2 separate regions of the Homo sapiens genome follow, and region 1 is linked to region 2. The links are chromatin loops, found by intact Hi-C in ENCODE. Cell type or tissue: Panc1. All regions are shown on one strand. Each heading gives the region's core, and the rest is flanking DNA. Links, peaks and the distances in the headings are about the cores only. Region 1 has its middle 52 kb from the start of LINC02265. Region 2 has its middle 23 kb from the start of RHOH.

The links. Hi-C counts contacts between places; a loop is a spot of excess contacts. Peaks named below come from ENCODE experiments on the same cell type or tissue, not always from the same donor. Only the 100,000 strongest peaks of a DNase experiment are listed, where the experiment ranks them.
Region 1: it touches region 2 in a loop (2.0-fold over the local background); 4 of 110 quality-filtered maps call a loop at or near these places.

The regions. Positions count from the first base shown.
Region 1 is chr4:40,250,202-40,259,914 of GRCh38, reverse strand. No RefSeq gene overlaps it. Among named protein-coding and RNA genes, the nearest start is that of LINC02265, 52 kb to the left of the region's middle. RefSeq lists enhancers at 1,105-1,883, 8,136-9,335. In Panc1, for the core only: no CTCF peak of the experiment used is centred there; DNase peaks (open chromatin) are centred at 3,984, 4,367, 4,553 and 8,280; H3K4me3 peaks cover 222 bases; H3K27ac peaks cover 7,344 bases.
Region 2 is chr4:40,169,444-40,179,156 of GRCh38, reverse strand. It overlaps a transcript of N4BP2 not described here. Among named protein-coding and RNA genes, the nearest start is that of RHOH, 23 kb to the left of the region's middle. In Panc1, for the core only: no CTCF peak of the experiment used is centred there; no DNase peak of the experiment used is centred there; H3K4me3 peaks cover 897 bases; H3K27ac peaks cover 3,192 bases.

The sequences.
Region 1 (9,713 bases), core at 735-8,734, 81 kb before region 2:
GGGTGGCCAGCCTTCACCGAGCACTATGTAAACGTCACACCTGATCAAACCAATCTGTGGGCCCTATGTAAATCAGACACCGCCTCCTCCAGCCTGCCTATAAAATCCGGTGCACTCCGCCACTGGCTTGTCTTTCCTTATGGAAGGCACTCTCTCTCACTAGAGAAAGAGCTATTCTCCTTTCTCTTTATTTTGCCTATTAAACCTCCACTCCTAAATTCCTTGTGTGTGTGCATGTCCTGAATCTTCTTGGCGCAAGATGATGAACCCTGGGTATTTACCCAAGACGATGCCGCGTCATAATAATAATAAAAAAATAGATTTACATTTTAATATGTTCTTGGTTTTTGTTTTTTCTTTTTTTTTCCTACGAATTCTTTGTCCTTCCCCCTCACCCCCCCGACTTGGAATTCACTGTGCTTTTAAACAGTATACAGCTGTAGTGATTGGGTTTTGTTTGTTTGTTTTATTTTAAGATTCTTCACCACAGCAGTTAATCAGATGATAATAGACCCGCTGGGAAGGGCAGACTTCAGCATATGAGAGGTTCCATTCCCTTTTTTTTTTTTTTTTTTTTTTTTTGAGATGGAGTCTCTCTGTCACCAGGCTGGAGTGCAGTGGCTCGATCTCAGCTCACTGCAGCCTGCCCCTCCTGGGTTCAAGCAATTCTTCTGCCTCAGCCTCCCGAGTAGCTGGGATTACAAATGTGTGCCAACACGCCCAGCTAATGTTTTTGTATTTTTGGTAGAGATGGGGATTCACCATGTTGGCCAGGATGGTCTTGATCTCTTGAACCCCTTGATCTGCCTGCCTCGGCCTCCCAAAGTGCTGTGATTACAGGCGTGAGCCACTGTGCCCAGCTGAGAGGTTCCATTCCTAAGAAAATGCCCTGGCAGAGAAAGGAACCCTGAGTCCCCTCTACACAAACTTTTAGCCAGTCAAACCTAACAACAGCCCCACCTCAGCTGACCAGTCTTTTTCTGGAGGAGAGGGAAGTTAGAGGTGTCCATTCAGGGTTCCCCATCTGAAGCTTCTTAGAGCCGTGCTGCAGCTTGAAGCCTCAGCACGTGTTCTCCCTACCCCACCCCCAAGCTTCAGAAAGAACCAGGGAGAATCAGAGACCTTAGCATCGAAGCAGAGCGAAATCCGAGGCTCGGTGTTGTGGCAGGATGGGGGTTTTCTTCCCCCCTTCCCCACTCCTTTCCTTCCTCCCCTCGGCCCCCTCCCCTTTCTTCCTGGGGGGAAGTCTGTTAAAATGGAGGAAAGTGACTAGGCGAGCCTAAAACACACAGCAGTTTCTTCTGACTGGTGTCAAGAGTATCAAGAGGGAGGCGTGTTGGTTTCCTAGCTGTTCTACTCTGGGTCATCCGCAAGGCTTGAGCCTCCTCCGGGGACAAAGGGAATCTGATACAGCACCTTCACCATGGAGGCCAACCTTGCAGGAAAGGCAGAGAAGGACGGCAGAAAAAGATGGAGGCCGGGGTGGGGATGCGAAGGAGCAGCAAAGACAGAGAGAGGAGAGCCGGCCGATGGTCGCCACACTCTGGAAGGAACGTGCAGGTGACTTGAAAGGAAGTTAAAGAAATCTCTGTGGCCAGGCGCGGTGGCTCATGCCTGTAATCCCAGCACTTTGGGAGGCCGAAGCAGGCAGAACACCTGAGGTTACGAGTTGGAGACCAGCCTGGCCAACATGGTAAAACCCTGTCTCTACCAAAAATACAAAAATTAGCTGGGCATGGTGGCAGACACCTGTAATCCCAGCTACTCAGGAGGCTAAGGTGGGAGGATTGCTTGAACCCGGGAGGCGGAGGTTGCAGTGAGCCAAGATCACACCACTGCATTCCAGCCTGGGCAACAGAGTAAGACTCAGAAAAAAAAAACAAAACTCTCTGGACTTTACATCTGTCATACTAAGATTTTTCTTTCCAGGATTGGGATGTTCCCTATAAGCCCTCCCAGTTTATGTAACCAAGGAGTTAGAATGTGCAACCCAATAGGTGGGCCCATTATTGGAAGGGTGGTAGTCAGGAGGCCAGGCTGGGGGCCAGGTTGCCGGGACTGAATCCTGACTCTACCACATGCCAGTGTCTTACCTTGAGTAAGTTTCCTCATCTGTAAAGGGTGGATGAAAATTCTACTTTTATCTTGGGTGCTTACAATAAGTAAATAAATTAATATATGTAAAGTACATAGTGCTGGATATATCTGAGGTTATTACTATGAGTCTAAGCAAGGCTATTTATATATGTGTATGTATATATCTATTTGTGTGTGTGTATATATATATATGCATGTGTGCATGCACACATACACACACACACACACCCCTTAGAAGCCCATGGATACAATTAACAAACATGGTTACAGGTTCCTTGGAAAAATCTAGGCTAACACACTGCCATTACACAGTGTAGGAGTATGTATATTCGTTAACATACTGATACTGAAAGCTGTTCACAATATAATAAATGAAAAAAGTAGATTGCAAATCAGATTGCACCATACGAACCTATTTTTGTAAAAATACACACATATGTGGATAAGAAAAAGTCTGGAATGGTAGAGACAAAAAAAGATGTAACAGTAGCTATTGAAGTGTTTTTTATTATCATTTTGTTTCATTGCTTCTAATCTTTTCACCAATGAATGTGCAATATCTGTGGGTTTTCTTAGGATAGACATAGAAAGACATCAATATAAAGAATCTCTTTCCGTTATGATTTCTTTCACTTGTGCCAACCAGGCTAGATTGCAGATTTTCCTGAGGAGCATTTGGGGAAAGGGGTGGGAGAGTATCTCTGGGGTGCCCCTGAACACACAAAGCCCCAGCCTGAGTTGTTCAGGACACACAGCTCTAGCAGTTGAGCTTATTGCTAATAAGCCAGGCAGTGCCTCTGGCTGGCTGGCGTGTCCTGTGTCTTCCTGTTCTCTACTCACTGGTTTCATGTGCTAGCCTTTGTCTCTGACATTTTCTTTCTTTTTTTTTTTCTTGAGATGGAGTCTCTCTCTGTCACCCAGGATGGAGTGCAGTGGTATGATCTTGGCTCGCTGCAACCTCTCCCTCCTGGGTTCAAGTGATTCTCCTCCCTCAGCCTCCCAAGTAGCTGGGACTACAGGTGCCTGCCACCACGCCCAGCTAACTTTTGTATTTTTAGTAGAGACGGGGTTTCACTATGTTGGCCAGGCTGGTCTGGAAATCCTGACCTCAGGTGATCTGCTCGCTTCAGCCTCCCAAAACGCTGGGATTACAGGCATGAGCCACCACACCCAGCAGCCTTTAAACTTCCATCACAGAAACCTGAAACGAATAGGCAGAGTCCAAAGCTCCATGTTAGAGGCTGGAAGTTCTGAGGCCTGCAGGAACAAGTGAGAGCCCTTGGGAGCCAAAGCCTGGCCCTCAAGTCCCGACTTGCCCAAAGCCATCTGTGTGTCTTGGGCAAAGAGGAGAGTCAGTTTCTTCATCTGTAAGATGATAGGATTGGGCTAAATCCTCCCTGAGGTCCCCTTCAACTCCAAAAAATGGGAGTCCAGTAAATAACAGAGAAGCCGGGGAAAATGTTCTGCCATGTTGATTTAGGTTTGAGCTCAATGAAAGGATCTACACTAACAAGAGATTAAAAAAAAATTGTATGGGTTTGCATGCAGTATCCAGAGAAGTAAGGTAAATACAGTTTGAGGCCTGGATTTATGGATTATTTCCTTCTTTCTGACTTTTCCATTTGTTAAACAGAGATAGCATCAATATCTGTTTACTCAATGAATGCCTAGCAGACAACCACACAGTAAGTGGGTTCAGTTAAAAAAATATGCTCTGACAATAAGGGTGAAAATAGTGACAGCCAAGGCTTGGATGGAAGACCTCACTTCTGGTCAGTGAGTGCATGTGTGTGGCCTGGATGAGCCATGTCACCCTCCTGGACCTCATCTCTTACACTAACACCTCACAGGGTCATCCAGAGCATCAGATGAAAGCATCATCGAATGGAAAAAAGGGAGTTTGGAGCAAGAGATCTAAGTACAAATCCTGATTCTGCCAAGCATTAGTTACATGGTCACAGATGAGTCATTTAGCATTCCTGAACCTTAGCTTCCTTGCCTGCAAAATGAGTCAAGTAATAATAACCCACAGCATTGCTGTGATGTCATAGGAGACAGTGTACACAAAGTACTTTATAACCTCTAGAGTGCTGACCAAATGCTGGCAATTGTTATAATAAGACAAGGAAAAGCACTTTGGAAAATTTTAAAGTACTAAATGAATTAATGTGTGGAGTTGATGACTGTGAGGATTGATTCACTTAAGAAATGTGGTTCAGCATTACTATGGGCACAGCACTGTTTGATGCTAGAGCAATCAAAGTTGGGTGAGAGAGGTACCCCCGGGCTGCAGACAGAAGCGATGAAGAGGAGGAAGAGAAAGGGGAGAGGGAGGAGATGTATTTGAGAAGTACACATGTGCAGTGATTTACCTAGGGCTGTCTGAAAACTTTTTAAAAAAATATCTTCAGTCCAACACCTCAGTAAGTCAATTCCCCAAGACAACAGATCTACGATGCAACAACTGCCCTTGGGTTAGCTCTGGTGACTCACTTGTAAATTGCACCCATATCTGTTTCAATTAGTGTAAAAGTTCTACAGACAGACTGTGCCGCCTTATTATGTTCTATTTAAACAAGGCTACAAAGGACGTTCAACTGCATCAATAGTTGGGCTCCAGCAAGCTGCAGCCTCGCTGCTTCTCAACCCTGTGCTGCCACAAGCACACATGCTCAGCCTGCAGATTCTTGGAATCTCTCCTCAGGGCCCTGCAGGCGAGGTCTTCACTCTGAGTCCTATGTAGGCCCTGAGTTCTAGTCATTTCCTTCCTTTTGTGCAGAATCCATTAGAAACCGCTTGCCTGTGTAACCCCCCAGCACCACCCTGGTTCTATGAATCATGCCAATTTTCTGTTCTGCTCTATTTGATAATCCATCCCCTCAAACTGCCCCAATTCAGTCATTCCCAGCAGGCAGACAGATGGATTAGAATCCCCAATGAAGGCAGTCACTGCTGGAGGGTGCTGTGCAATATTGAACACTCATCATGGTAAAAAGCATGTGTGTCCCTCGCAGGGCAATAGGGAAAAACCTAAGCCTGCTTTCTTTTACAAAGAGGTTGTTTGTGTTAAAACCAGATCACTGATGTGGTCTGTCAACATCATTCGGGCCTCTGCTCTATCAGGCCTCCCTATCCTACCAAAATGCTAAATATCCTCTCTCCCTTTTCCTAATTTATTTTCTTAATAGCACCGAACATCCATCTACATTGTTCATTGTTCTTTTTTTTTTTTTTGAGACAGAGTCTCTTTCTGTCGCCCAGGCTGGAGTGCAGTTGCATGATCTCGGCTCACTGAAACCTCCGCTTCCTGGATTCAAGCGATTCTCGTGCCTCAGCTTCCCAAGTGGCTGGGACTACAAGCGCCCACCACCATGCCTGGCTAATTTTTTGTATTTTAGTAGAGACAGGGTTTCACTGTGTTAGCCAGGATGGTCTCGATCTCCTGACCTCATGATCCACCCGCCTCGGCCTCCCAAAGTGCTGGGATTACAGGCGTGAGCCACTGCACCCAGCTACATTGATCTTATCTGTTTATTTTATAACTACTGTTCACACCCCTATCCCTAATTAAATCCTTAAACTCTATGAAAGCGGGAACTTTGGCTATTGCACAGCTTGACACTAAGGCCAAGGTGCAATGATAGAAACACAAGTAAATAATTAGGAAACAACACGGCAAGTCCAGCTATGGAGAGATGCTCTGTGAGTCACTGAGTCCTCCACTTTCTCTGAATAAACCCCGTAAAGAACCTAAAGAACTCAGTACATTCTGAGTAAATAAACAAGTGAATGGAGATGTCTTCACATACGATAAGGGACTGAGCCTCTGTTGATCCCTTCTGTGAGATATTGAAAGTTACCTATTTGTGCTAAGAAACAATACTAGAAAGAATTCAAGTACAGCAAACATGGGTTGAAAAGCAAGTGTATGAAAAGCGAACAAGTAAAAACCCCAGGTTCCTCTCTTCTTAGGAAGTTTACAGAAAAGAGCAGCAAAGAGTAGGACGAGTGAGGTGGTCTGGGTCTACCACCAATTTGTGGGCTTAGGCAGGTCAGGCAATGGTCTCAATACCTGTGTCTTCATCCATAAACAGTAGAATCCTGCCAGCTCTGAGGTGTATAACAGTAGAATGACATAGCTGCCATTTATTGTACTAGACATAGTGTAGCCTTTACCCACATTAGCTCCTTTAATGCTCACTATGTTATTTTCTCCATTTTACAGATGAGGAAACTGACACACAAAGAGGTTAGTTAACTTACACAAGGCTGTAGAGCCTAGTGAGTGGCAGAGCTGAGATTCAAGTTCAGACAGTTTTGCTTTAGAACCCAAACTTTAAATTTTTTTAATTAATTATATCATACACACAAAAGAATACATAAAATATATCTGGATATTTTGAAGAATAAATAATAGGAAAAAATCAATGAACACTCAAGTGCCTATGTCCCAAACTTAAAAATAGAACATTACCAATACCTGTGACACCCCGGGACCAGAAGAGGTAATCACTTACTTTAATGATTTCTGTGTTTAAAACAATTTTTTTTTTTTTGAGACGAAGTCTCGCTCTATCTCCAGGCTAGAGTGCACTGGCGCGATCTCAGCTCACTGCAACCTCCCCCTCCCTGGTTCAAGCAATTCTCCTGCCTCAGCCTCCTGAGTAGCTGGGACTACAGGCATGCGCCACCACGCCCAGCTGATTTTTGTATTTTTAGTAGAGACAGGGTTTCACCATGTTGGCCAGGATGGTCTCCATCTCTTGACCTCGTGATCCGCCTGCCTCAGCCTCCCAAAGTGCTGGGATTACAGGCGTGAGCCATCACACTTGGCAGAAAACCATTTTTAACCCTAACACTATTATGTTTTGCTTGCATTTGAACTTCATATAAGTGAAATCATACTCCATATATTATTTTACTACTTGCTTTTTTCTTTCAACATTGTCTATGCTCGTTCATATTGATATGTATAGCTAAAATGTATTCTTTTTTATTGCTGCATAATATTCCATGGGTGAATACACCATTTTTTAGCCATTCTCTGTTGATGCCATTGGGTCATTTCTAGTTTTTGCTATTATCTACAATGCTACTAATAACATTTTCGTATATGTCTCCCAGAAAATCTATGCCAACATATCTCTAGAGCATGAAATTTCTGGGTTAAGAGTATAGGATATTCAACACTACTAATGCCAAAATTTTATGCCAATTTACACTCCTGCAAGCAGCATCTGAGTTCCTATTGTTTCATTTCCTTATTAATGGTCAATAGTGTCATGCTTTTCTTTTCTTTTTCTTTTTTTTTTTTTTTTTTTTTGAGACAGAGTCTTGCTCTGTTGCCCAGGATGGAGTGCAATGATGTGATCTCAGCTCACTGCAATCTCTGCCTCCCAGGTTCAAGTGATTCTTCTGCCTCAGCCTCCCCAGTAGCTAGGACTACAGGCACATGCCACCATATCTGCTAATTTTTTTTTTTTTTTTTTTTTTTTTTTTTGAGACAGAGTCTTGCTCTGTAACCCAGGCTGGAGTGCAGTGGCTCAATCTCGGCTCACTGCAACCTCCACCTCCCAGGTTCAAGCTATTCTCCTGCCTCAGCCTCTCGAGTAGCTGGGATTACAGGCATGCGCCACCATGCCAGGCTAATTTTGTATTTTTAGTAGAGACGGGGTTTCACCATGTTGGGCAGGCTCAGCCTCCCAAAGTGCTGGGATTATAGGCATGAGCCACCATGCCCAGCCAATGTCATATTTTTGAATTCCCTTGCCAATATGGTGGTTTGAAAATGGTATTTTGTGGATAGGTTTTGTTTTCATTCCCCTGAGTTCAAGTGAGAAGAAGCACCTTTTCCAGTGCTTATTGGTCATGTGTATTTTTTCTTCTGGGAAATATCCGGTTTAAAACTGGGCTATTTTTCTTATTGATTTATAGTTGTTCTTTATATATTATGGATAATAGCAGAGCTTCTTGAATATAAATATATTGTTAGAAGATCCACAATTTTTGAATGTTGCTATCCCAGAACTATTCTTTTGTTCATTCAGATTAGAATTAACCAAACTCCTCCTTTCTCTTCCAAGCAAATAGATGTTAAGAGTGGTATTTCGTAGGTTTTGAGGCTCAGGAAAAGGCAGTTGCCCAGACCTGCAACTCATATCCTTCAGTAGGGATTTGAGTAATCATTTAATGACAGACTATGTAGATGACTAATGAGTGTATCACTCAGAGTCCTACAGGAAATGAAATTTATTCCAGGTGATTCAAATGAAGAGACTTGAATGAAAGCACTACTTAGGTCAGGATCAAAGGACCACATTAAGGATGCTGCTGCATCCAAAGACAAGGACCAGCAGGAAGCCATTACCCCCCATAGGGTTGAGGGCGAGGAGAGGAAGCACTGCCCTAGAGCCCAGTAGAAGCTGGAGCCATGTTGTTTTGTTTTGTTTTGTTTTGTTTTGTTTTGTTTTGTTTTTTGAAACAGAGTCTGGCTCTGTCGCCCAGGTTGGAGTGCACTGGCGCGATCTCCGCTCACTGCAAGCTCTGGCTTCCAGGTTCACGCCATTTTCCTGCCTCAGCCTCCCGAGTAGCTGGGACTACAGGCGCCTGCCACCGCGCCCGGCTAATTTTTTTTTTGTATTTTTAGTACAGGCGGGGTTTCACCGTGTTAGCCAGGATGGGCTCGATCTCCTGACTTCATGATCCACCCGCCTCGGCCTCCCAAATTGCTGGGATTACACGCGTGAGCCACCACGCCCGGCCGAAGCTGGAGCCATGGAAGAGAAACTTCCCAGTAGGAGCTGGAGCCACGGAGGGACTCATGACTATTGCCAAATAAGTAGCACCAAAGCCAGAAACGCATAGGGAAAAAACAGCCAACTGTTCTCCCCTGCTACCCTCTGATTTCCTGCCAGAGTGTCCACTGGCTGAATTCAAGTGGAAGCCAGGCAGGAAGAGATGCGGGTGATTCAGTCCACACGGTTAGTCTCCCAGGCCCAGAGGAGGGCAGGGAAAGGTGAAAGATGGAAATGGAAGAGTGGGGGCAGCAAGCAGAGAGCAGCCAGGACAGTGGGACGTGAATTACCTGAGATTTTATTATGGGAAGAATGACAAAAGGAAGCTCCCGTAGGAAGACTGCCAAGCTCTCATCATCACCATTTCCCTGCAGTATGTAACAAGGATCATTGTCACCATCTTAAATTAGCAAGTGTAATGAACACTTAATATAATTATAGATATAATTTTTAGCTGGTCAAGTTTAATTATGCCAAAATTACTTGGTAAAACTGGGACATTTTGTGGTTTTTTTGTTCTTTTGTTTTTTTTTTTTTTAGACGTAGTCTCGCTCTATCCCCCAGGCTGGAGGGCAGTGGCACAATCTCGGCTCACTGCAACTTCTGCCTCCTGGGTTCAAGTGATTCTCCTGCCTTGGCCTCCCGAGTAGCCAGGACTACAGGCACCTGCCACCATGCCCTGCTAATTTTTGTATTTTTGTAGAGACAGGGTTTCACCATGTTGGCCAGGATGGCCTCGATCTCTTGATCTCGTGATACAGCCGCCTCGGCCTCCCAAAGTGCTGGGATTACAGGCGTGAGCCACCGTGCCAGGCCCAGTTT
Region 2 (9,713 bases), core at 665-8,664:
GACCTTGTGATCTGCCCGCCTCGGCCTCCCAAACTGCTGGGATTACAGGCATGAGCTGCTGCGCCCAGCCTCCAAAACGTTTTAATATCTACTAGGACCCATAAATAAATGCTCCACAAATACATCCATTCCTTATAATGGTCTTATGCTTTCTGCCACCTGCTGCTATCAATAAAAATGAAAAATCGGCAACCACAAAGACAGAAAATGAGAAGGGCAGTGTCACACTGCAAATCAAATAGAAGTACCAGCTGCAAAAACTCAGCCAGGTTTAAGCAAATACAAGAACTTGAGGCAGGGAGTTTCAACTGTGAGTCTTGCCCTGACAGAGCTCTCCGACAGCAGCTGCACTAAGCATGTCTTATCCCATGGAAGGCAAATGTGTGCTCATATTGAAAGGAAGTTCGTTCCCTACACATTTCGCATGTCTCAAGGAAACTGTGCAGACGGAGTCTGTTCAAACCTTTCCAAAACTTTGTTTTGTCCTGGGCAACTTATTTCGTTATCTAGAGAGCTGGATATTGTCCTTGTTAAGCATGGTAGCTGGAAGACCAAGAGTGGTGATTGTTTTTTACAATGATAAAGTATGCCCACGTTAATAATCATTGAAATCTACCAGAAAGGTACATGCTGCCCAAGTACCACTAGTTACAATTCTTCAATCTCTTTCATATCTGTGAGTACCTTTCTTGTGCCTAAAGATGAAGGTTTTTCTTTTCTTTTTTTTTTTGTTTTGGTGGCGGGGCGGGGGAGTAGTCTTGCCGGAGGTTTTCCTACAACATTTATATATCTTAAAGGAACAACTTTTGATTTTACTTGCTAACTCTTGCTTTATCATTATTTTCCAATTTATTCATTTCTGATTCTATCCCATTTGTGTTGACACTGACAGTTGAGAGAAAGGTAAAGATTGTTTTTAGATTGTACACATTTCTGAGCAAAGAATTCATCCTCCTGTTTTGTTTTGTTTTGTTGGGTTCTTTGTTTGTTTGTTTGTTGGACCCAGTCTCGCTCTGTCACCCAGGCTGGAGTGCAGTGGCATGATCTCGGCTCACTGCAACCTCCGCCTCCTGGGTTCAAGCGATTCTCCTGCCTCAGCCTCCTGAGTAGCTAGGATTACAGGCACCTTACTTTCTACTTACTGTTTTTTTGTTTTTGTTTTTTTCTGGTTGCTTAAGTTAAATGCCTCATCTTTCTGTTTTCTGTTGCTCTCATTTCATAACAAAAGCATTTATTTGAGACTATTTTATTCAAAGGACAGAGTGAACCCATGCAGGCACCTGGGCTATGTAAGATTTGTGAAAATAAAGTTGCTGTCCCCTAAAGAGCCCTGCATGTGAGATGACTGCAGAGAAGATGGAAGAACATTAGAGCTGGGAGCAGCCGTAAAGAGAGCCAAAGCCTTACACTCTACAAATGAGGGATCTGACACTAGAAAATGAGAGCATTTGATACTGAAAATCAGATATCCTCACACGGAGTCTGTGCTCTAGTTGAGGTAGAAGTCTTTATTTTTTTTCTTCTTATTTATTTTATTTTTTGAGACAGAGTCTTGCTCTGTCACCCAGGCTGGAGTACAGTGGCTTGATCTCAGCTCACTGCAATCTCTGCCTCCGGGGTTTAAGCAATTCTCCTGCCTCAGCCTCCAGAGTAGCTGGGATTACAGGCACCTGCCACCATGCGCAGCTAATTTTTGTATTTTTAGTAGAAACGGGGTTTCACCATGTTGGCCAAGCTAATCTCGAACTCCTGACCTCAGGTGATCCACCTGCTTCGGCCTCCCAAAGTGCTGGTATTACAGGCGTGAACCACCGTGCCGGGCCCAGGAAGAAGTATTTAAAAAGCAAAACAACTACAAATTCCCTTTCCCTCCCTTCCTTCCCTCTGCATGGTACCAGATCACCTGTTATCTCCCAAAGAACCTAGTTATCTGTTTCCTTTCATAATCAATAGAAACATGAAATACTGTGTGAATTCTGTGTTCAGAGTTGAGCTTTAGCTAGGCACGACCCCCTCCAGGTTGGTCATTGGAGGAAAGTTCTGGAAGACAGAGAAGCAGGCTAGCTTTCCACTGCTGTCTGCTGCAAAAATACTCTTGGTTGATGTTGCAGGACTCTTCCTTAATTCCGCCAAAGAGGGGGTTCTTATCCGTCCCACAGCCACGAAAATGTAGGCTTGCAGACGGTTTAAAGGATGAGAAAAGGATTTTATTGGGTGAAAAGGGAAAAAAGCGGGGGAAAACAGGGATCCCCCGAAAGGCCAGAGTCTCCTGCTAGAGCGCTTCCCGCACGCAGTTTGAATCCCAGGTTCTACCCAGGAAGAGGAGGGGCCAGGTTCCTCCCTGCTGCAAACAGCATGAACTTCCCGAGGCTCCACCTCAGTGGGCAGGTTGGGTGGAGTTTCTTCAGGGACCCTCTCCCACATGGCTGTCTCAGGGACATCTGCTTTGACTGTGAATTCTAGCACAGGGAGCTTGAATAATTAACTCAGTGAGAAAAGAGTATCACAATTATTCAGGCATTTGTTACGGTTACTGTTCTCGTGTTTTCTCCCAGTCGCCACAGAGTGACTTCAGTGCCTTAATCCTACATTTCTTAACTGGAGTTGGGGGAGAGGGAGGCATGCTTATCAGAATCACCTCGGGAGTACTTTTGTCAAAACTATACACTCTCCACTCCTTGTATGATGAACAATGATCTAATCAAAGAAAGGGAGATATAAGGGACAAAAATTAATCTAAGAATCTACTTTTGGAAACAAAAATAAGGATAGATGTTCATATTCTTAGTGAAGATTTTGATCAGCATGAATGTCCAACAACAGGAAAATAAATTATGTTATTATTATATGTTTGTAACTATTTCTTTTTAGAACCTCAGAAAAGATGGTTTAACTTTTTTATCTTGCAAAATCATTGCAAGATGAAAAATCATTTTTCATCATTGCAAAGATACATATTTATAAAATATGATCACAACTATTTAAATGTTTATATACACAGCAGAGAGGCTGGATAGGAAAATCATCAAAATTTGTTTTTTTTCTTTCTCTTTTTTTTTTTTTTTTTGAGACGGAGTCTCGCTCTGTCGCCCAGGCTGGATTGCAGTGGCCCGATCTCAACTCACTGCAATCTCTGCCTCCCGGGTTCACGCCATTCTCCTGGCTCAGCCTCCCAAGTAGCTGGGACTACAGGCGCCCGCCACCGCGCCCGGCTAATTTTTTGTATTCTTAGTAGAGACGGGGTTTCACCGTGTTAGCCAAGATGGTCTCGATCTCCTGACCTCGTGATCCACCCACCTCGGCCTCCCAAAGTGCTGGGAATACAGGCCTTTTTTTTTTTTTTTTTTTTCTTGAGACGAGTCTCTGTTGCTCAGGCTGGAGTGCAGGGGCGCAATCTCGGCTCACTGCAACCTCCGTTACCTGAGTTTGAGAGCGATTTTCCTGCCTCAGCCTCCCGAGTGGCTGGGACCACAGGCGCCCGCCACCACGCCCTGCTACTTTTTGTATTTTTTGGTAGAAACAGGGCTTTGCCTTGTTGCCCAGGCTGGTCTCAGAAGAGCCGCCCACCTCGGCCTCCCGAAGTGCTGGGATTACAGGCATGAGCCTCAGTGACCCGCCAGTTGTTTTTCTTTTGAATACAATACATTATTATTACCTACAGTTCTCATGTTTTGCATCAGATCTCCAGACTGGTTCATCCCAGGTGTCTGCTACTTTGTATCCCCCCATCCTCTATCTCCCTACTTCCTACCTCCCACCCTGCCCCAGGTAATCACTATTTTATTGTCTTTGTATATTTGGCTTTTTTTTTTTTTTTTCTATATTTCACATATATACCAGGCTTGGTGGCTCATGCCTATAATCCTAGCACTTTGGGAAGCTGACGCACATATGGCCAGGAGTTCCAAACCTGCCTGGGTAACATGGGTAACACACCGAGACCCTGTCTTTACCATAAAAAAAACAAACTTAGCCAGGCACAGTGGCATGCACCTATAGTCCCAGCTACTAGGGAGGCTGAGGCAGGAGGATTGCTTGAGGCCAGGAATTCTAGGCTGCAGTGAGTTCTCATTGTGCCACTGCACTCCAGTTTGGGCAACAGAATGAGACTGTCTTTGAAAAAACAAAACAAAACAAAATTTTACATGCAAGTGAGACCAAGCAGTACTTTTCTTTCTGTGACTGGCTTATTTTACTTAACATAATGTCCTTCAGGTTCCCACGTGGCAGCAAATGGCAGGATCTCCTTTTTTTTTTTTTTAGGCTGAATAATATCCCAGAGTCTATCTATAGCACAGTTTTTCTTTTTTTCCTCCCAAACTGCTGTGAACACTAAGCACAGTTTTGTTTGTTTTGTGACAGCATCTCACTCTGTCGCCCAGACTGGAGTGCAGTGGCGCGATCTCGGCTCACTGCAACCCCTGCCTCCCAGGCTCAAGCGATTCTCTTGCCCCAGCCTCCCGAGTAACTGGGATGACAGGTGCGCACCACTACACCGCCTAATTTTTGCATTTTTAGTAGAGACAGGGTTTCACCATGTTGGCCAGGCTGGTCTCAAACTCCTGACCTCAAATGATCCACCCACCTCAGCCTCCCAAAGTACTGGGATTACAGGCGTGAGCCACCGCACCTGGCCAGCAGTTTTTTTAATCCATTCTTCAACACACACTTAGGTTGTTTCCACATCCTGGCTACTGTAAGTAATGCTGCAATGAACATGGAGTCCAGATATCTTCATGAGGTGGTAATTTCATTTTCTTTGGGTATATGCCTAGAAGAGGGATTGCTGGCTCATCTAGTAATTCTATTTTTAATTTCTTTAAATGATCACGGCTCACTGCAGCCTCCATCTCCTAGGCTCAAGTGATTCTCCTGCCTCAGCCTCCCAAGCAGCTGGGACTACAGGCATGCACTACCACATCGGGTTAATTTTTTTATTTTTTGTAGAGACAGTGTCTTGCTATTTTGCCCAGGCTGGTCTCGAACTCCTAGACTCAAGCAATCCTCCCGCCTCAGCCTCCCAAAGTGCTGGAATTAGGCATGAGCCACTGTACCCAGCCTCTCGTCTTTTTGACAATAGCTATCCAGTTGTTTGTTTTCAATGAGATTAATAAAGACTTCAAATTTCTTCTGCTTTATACCTTTTTTTGTAGTTTTAGTGTTTTTTTCTCACAAGCATTATTACTTTTATAATTAGAAATAAGCCCAGAAAAGTTTATGAGTAAAACTTCAAATCCGTACTTTCTATTTCTTGCCATCAGTTCAGGAAAAAGAAAAAAAGAAATGAGAAAAGAAAAGGGAGGTAAAAGGAGAGGACAGGGGAGCAGAGAGAGGAAAGAGAAAGTGATAACGCAGAGAAAAGGAAATACTGGTTTGCCAATAGAGGTGATATGCAAAATATTTAACAAGAGTTCGGCCCAGGCTCTCTGCAGTGAGAACACAGTTTGACTTTGACTGTGACTAACTGGTCCACTTGCACTGGTGTATATCCACTGACTGTCAGCCTGTTTTCAGGCTCACTTTACAAGGAAGGGTGTGTTTGGGAATACACTGTTAACCTTGCACAGAGCGTATTTCCCTTCACCTCCATCTGATGTTCATCATCATGAGCCTTACTTGGCTGCCCCAGTCAAAATGAACTTCTTCCTCTGTTCCCTCATACCTCTCACGTAGTGTGTACTACAAATGCTGCCTCCTAGTATAGCAATGAGTATCCTATTTTCTTTCCTGCTATTGTGTAAATCCTTGAGGACAGGGGTTGTATTCCCACAGCATCTAACTTGCCAGGGATCACATTCTCATCTTCATCCAACTACATTCAAGCAAAAACTATTTGTGATCATGGGGTGCTTTCCAGGGAGTTCCTGCATTTAGGGTAATCAGCTACCTTTTGCAATTTTGGGTGGCCAATTTGTCCATACCCAGGATCTGAGCAATTTGCTGAGGTGGGAGAACAGAGGTTTCCTAAACTAGCCCCTCTAAGGGGACAAGGGGTTCAAGGGGAAGTTGGCCTGATGCGCAAGAGATGTCCTCTACTGATGGTGATAGTAGAGTTAGATGACCACAAAGATCCTTTTTTATTCTGGGCTGGGGGTAGAGGGATGGGGACAATGGCAGGGGAAGTTAGGGGAGCAAACTGTCAACAGCAAGGCGGTGTCAACTGGACATAATTTCAAAGATACTTACAGGGAATACTGGGTGGTGCTTTTGCAAAAAAAAAGCAAAAAAGTTCGTAGATTCAATGTAACCATTCCTTTGTTTATTTAACAAACAGTAATATTACTTTAGCCAGGCATGTGCTGAAGATTTGGAGATTTTAAGATATTATAAAACACATTGTTGGGAAGATTGCAGTGAAATGGTCATTCACAGATTCAAACACACTGCTGAGTTGAACTGATCCAACCTCACTGTATTAGTTTGCTAGGGCTACAGTAGCAAAGTGCCACAGAATGGGTGGCTTCAGAGAAATTTATCATCTCATAGTTCTGGAGGCTAAATTCCAAAATCGAAGTGTCAGCAGGGCTAGTGCCTTCTGAGGGCTGCAAGGGAGGCAGCTGTTCCAGGCCTCTCTCCTTGCCTGTGTGGTGTCTTCTTCCTGTGTCTCTTCACATCATCTTCCCTCTGTGGCTATCTCTGTGTCCAAATTCCTCCTTTTTATAAGGACACCAGTCACATTGGATTAGGGTCCACCCAAATTACCCCCATTTTAACTTGTGTGGTGGTTAATATTGAGTGTCAACTTGACTGGATTGAAGGATGCAAAGTGTTGTTCCTGGGGGTGTCTGTGAGGATGTTGCCAAAGGAAATTAAAATTTGAGTCAGTGCACTGGGAAAGGCAGACTCACCCTCAATCTGGGTAGGCACAATCTAATCAGCTGCCAATCTAATCTGCCTGCCAGAATAAATGCAGGCAGAAGAACATGAAAAGACTAGATTGTTGGCAGGGTGTGATGGCTCACACCAGTAAATTCCAGCATTTTGGGAGGCCGAGGTGGGCAGATCACTTGAGGTCAGGAGTTCAAGACCGAGACTAGTCTGGCCAACATGATGAAACCCCATCTCTACTAAAAATACAAAAAATTAGCCAGGTGTGGTGGCGCATGCCTATAATCCCAGCTACTGAGGAGGCTGAGGCACAAGAATCACTTGAACCCAGGAGGTGGAGGTTGCAGTGAGCTGAGATCGCGCCTACTGCACTCCAGCCTGAGCGACAGAGTGAGACTCCATCTCAGAAAAAGACTAGACTGGCTTAGTCTCCCGGCCTCCATCTTTCTCCTGTGCTGGATGCTTCCTGCCCTCGAACATCAGACTCCACATCCATCAGCTCTGGGACTCTTGGAACTTTGACTACAGACAGAAGGCTGCACTGTCAGCTTCCCCACTTTTGAGGTTTTGGAACTCGACTGGCTTCCTTGTTCCTCAGCCTGCAGATGGCCTACTGTGGGGTCTCACCTTGTGATCATATGAGTCAATACTCCTTATAAACTCCCCTTTATGTAGATATCTATCCTATTAGTTCTGTCCTTCTAGAGAACCCTGACTAATCCAACTAGATTACTTCTGTAAAGAATACCTCCAATTAAGATCACATTCAGGAGTACTGGGGGTTAGGACTTCAACATATGAATTTTGGGGGAACATAATTCAAGCCATAACACCCAGCCACATCACAGGGGATGATCCAAAGCTGAACCTAAGTGTCATCAGACAACACTGAAATGCTTCTCTGGCCATGTTGCACGGGAATCACCACACAGCATTACCCTGGGAAGCAAAGGTAGCACCAACACCAGGCTCAACAGCAATAAGTAGAAAACAAGATGGCACTCTCTTTCTGCCAGTGGTATTGGCAGCCTTCTCCTAGAGCTCGTCTCCTGGTTTCCTGGCTAGTTTTTGGCAGAAGGGATGGACAAACGATGAAAGTGACAGCATGCCCTGGCACTTCACGTTGGAAGAACTTGCGAAGGGCAGAAGATAGACTGAGAAAAGTGGAAGCCCAGTCCTTTAAATATGCAACCTAGCAAGATAGGCTAAATATACCTAAATGCCTTGACCAAACTCCAATATAACTGATACAATCATTAAACTGGGCATCCCTAAATAAAATATACACCAATCTGCTTTTGCTGAAATATTAAAACTGTATTCTCAAACAAGTTGCCAAGAAAGTAAATAAATCTCTCAATCATAAACATGTAAAAGCCTTTTCCATATCACTTATCTCCTAGTTTCAATCCCTTTCCAACATATCAAAGAGGAACCAAAATAGAAAATACATCATTGAGCAAAATGAGGATATGTGAAATACAATTGCACTGTCTTAAATGGCCCATGACATATTAACTCAATCATTTAAGTTAATGCATAACCTGATAGAGCTATTGAACAGGAAATGATCTCATTTGGTAACATCTGGCCAAAAAGATACAGCTGAAAAAAGGTAGTCAACAATTTCCAATTAGAACACAAAAATGGATGAGGTCCACTGAGCTCCTGCATGTGCTTTTTCTTTTGGGGGACAGGGTCTCACTTGGTCACCCAGGATGGAGTTCAGTGGCACCACTCAGCTCACTGCAGCCTCAACCTCCCAGATTCAAGCTATCCTCCTGTCTCAGCACCCCACAAGTAGAGTGGGACTGTGGTGGCGCATGGGACTAAAGGCACGCACCACCACACCCGGCTAATTTTTGTATTTTTTGTAGAGACAGGGTATCGTCATGTTGCCGAGGCTGGTCTTCAACTCCTAAACTCAAGTGATCTGCCTGCGTCAGTCTCCCAAAGTGCTGGGATCACAGGCGTGAGCCACCACACCCGGCCATCCTGCATGTGCTCTTATTAGACAACTACCTAATTCATTTTCTTTTTTATTTGTAATCTTTAAATATATTACCACAATGGACTCTTAAGTTGGGATGACCAGTGTACATAGTAAGTAGGCCCCCTAAAAAAACTGAATGATTAAGGGTATATATCTTGAAATTTATGTTTTTATTTCCATGAAAATTATAGACACAATTATTGAGTTAAATGTATATTTTAATTTTTAAAAGCTTTTTACCCTCAAATTCATAAGACGTTTCTCTTTTTTCAGAGATTTTTTTATCTTTTCTAAATTTCATTAATATGAGTCTTTTCTTAATTTCCTCCTCTATTTTCTTTTATGGTTATTTTACTTTTTTTTTTTTTTTTTGAGATTGAGTCTTGCTCTGTCACCCAGGCTGGAGTGCAATGGTGCAATCTCAGTTCACTGAAACCTCTGCCTCCCAGGTTCAAGCAATTCTCTGCCTCAGCCTCCCGAGTAGCTCAGATTACAGACGCCTGCCACCACGCCCAGCTAATTTTTGTATTTTTAACAGAGATGGGGTTTCACCATGTTGGTCACGCTGGTCTCGAACACCTGACCTCAGGTGATCCACCCACCTCGGCCTCCCAAAGTGCTGGGATTACAAGCGAGAGCCACCACACCCAGCTTCCTTTTTTTTGTTTTTTTTTTTAAAGATGAGCACTGAATTTCCAATCTTTATGTACTTTACATACAGCTCTTGCTGGCTTTTGTAGGTTTGGTTATGTCGAGTTTCCCTTTTTTTCTTTACAAAGTTTATCATTTCAGTTCAGTTTCTAATTTGATCCAATGATTATTTAGGAGGGCAGTCTCAAATTTCAAATAATTATTTTTAAATCTTTTATATATTTCTAATTTCATTAATTTA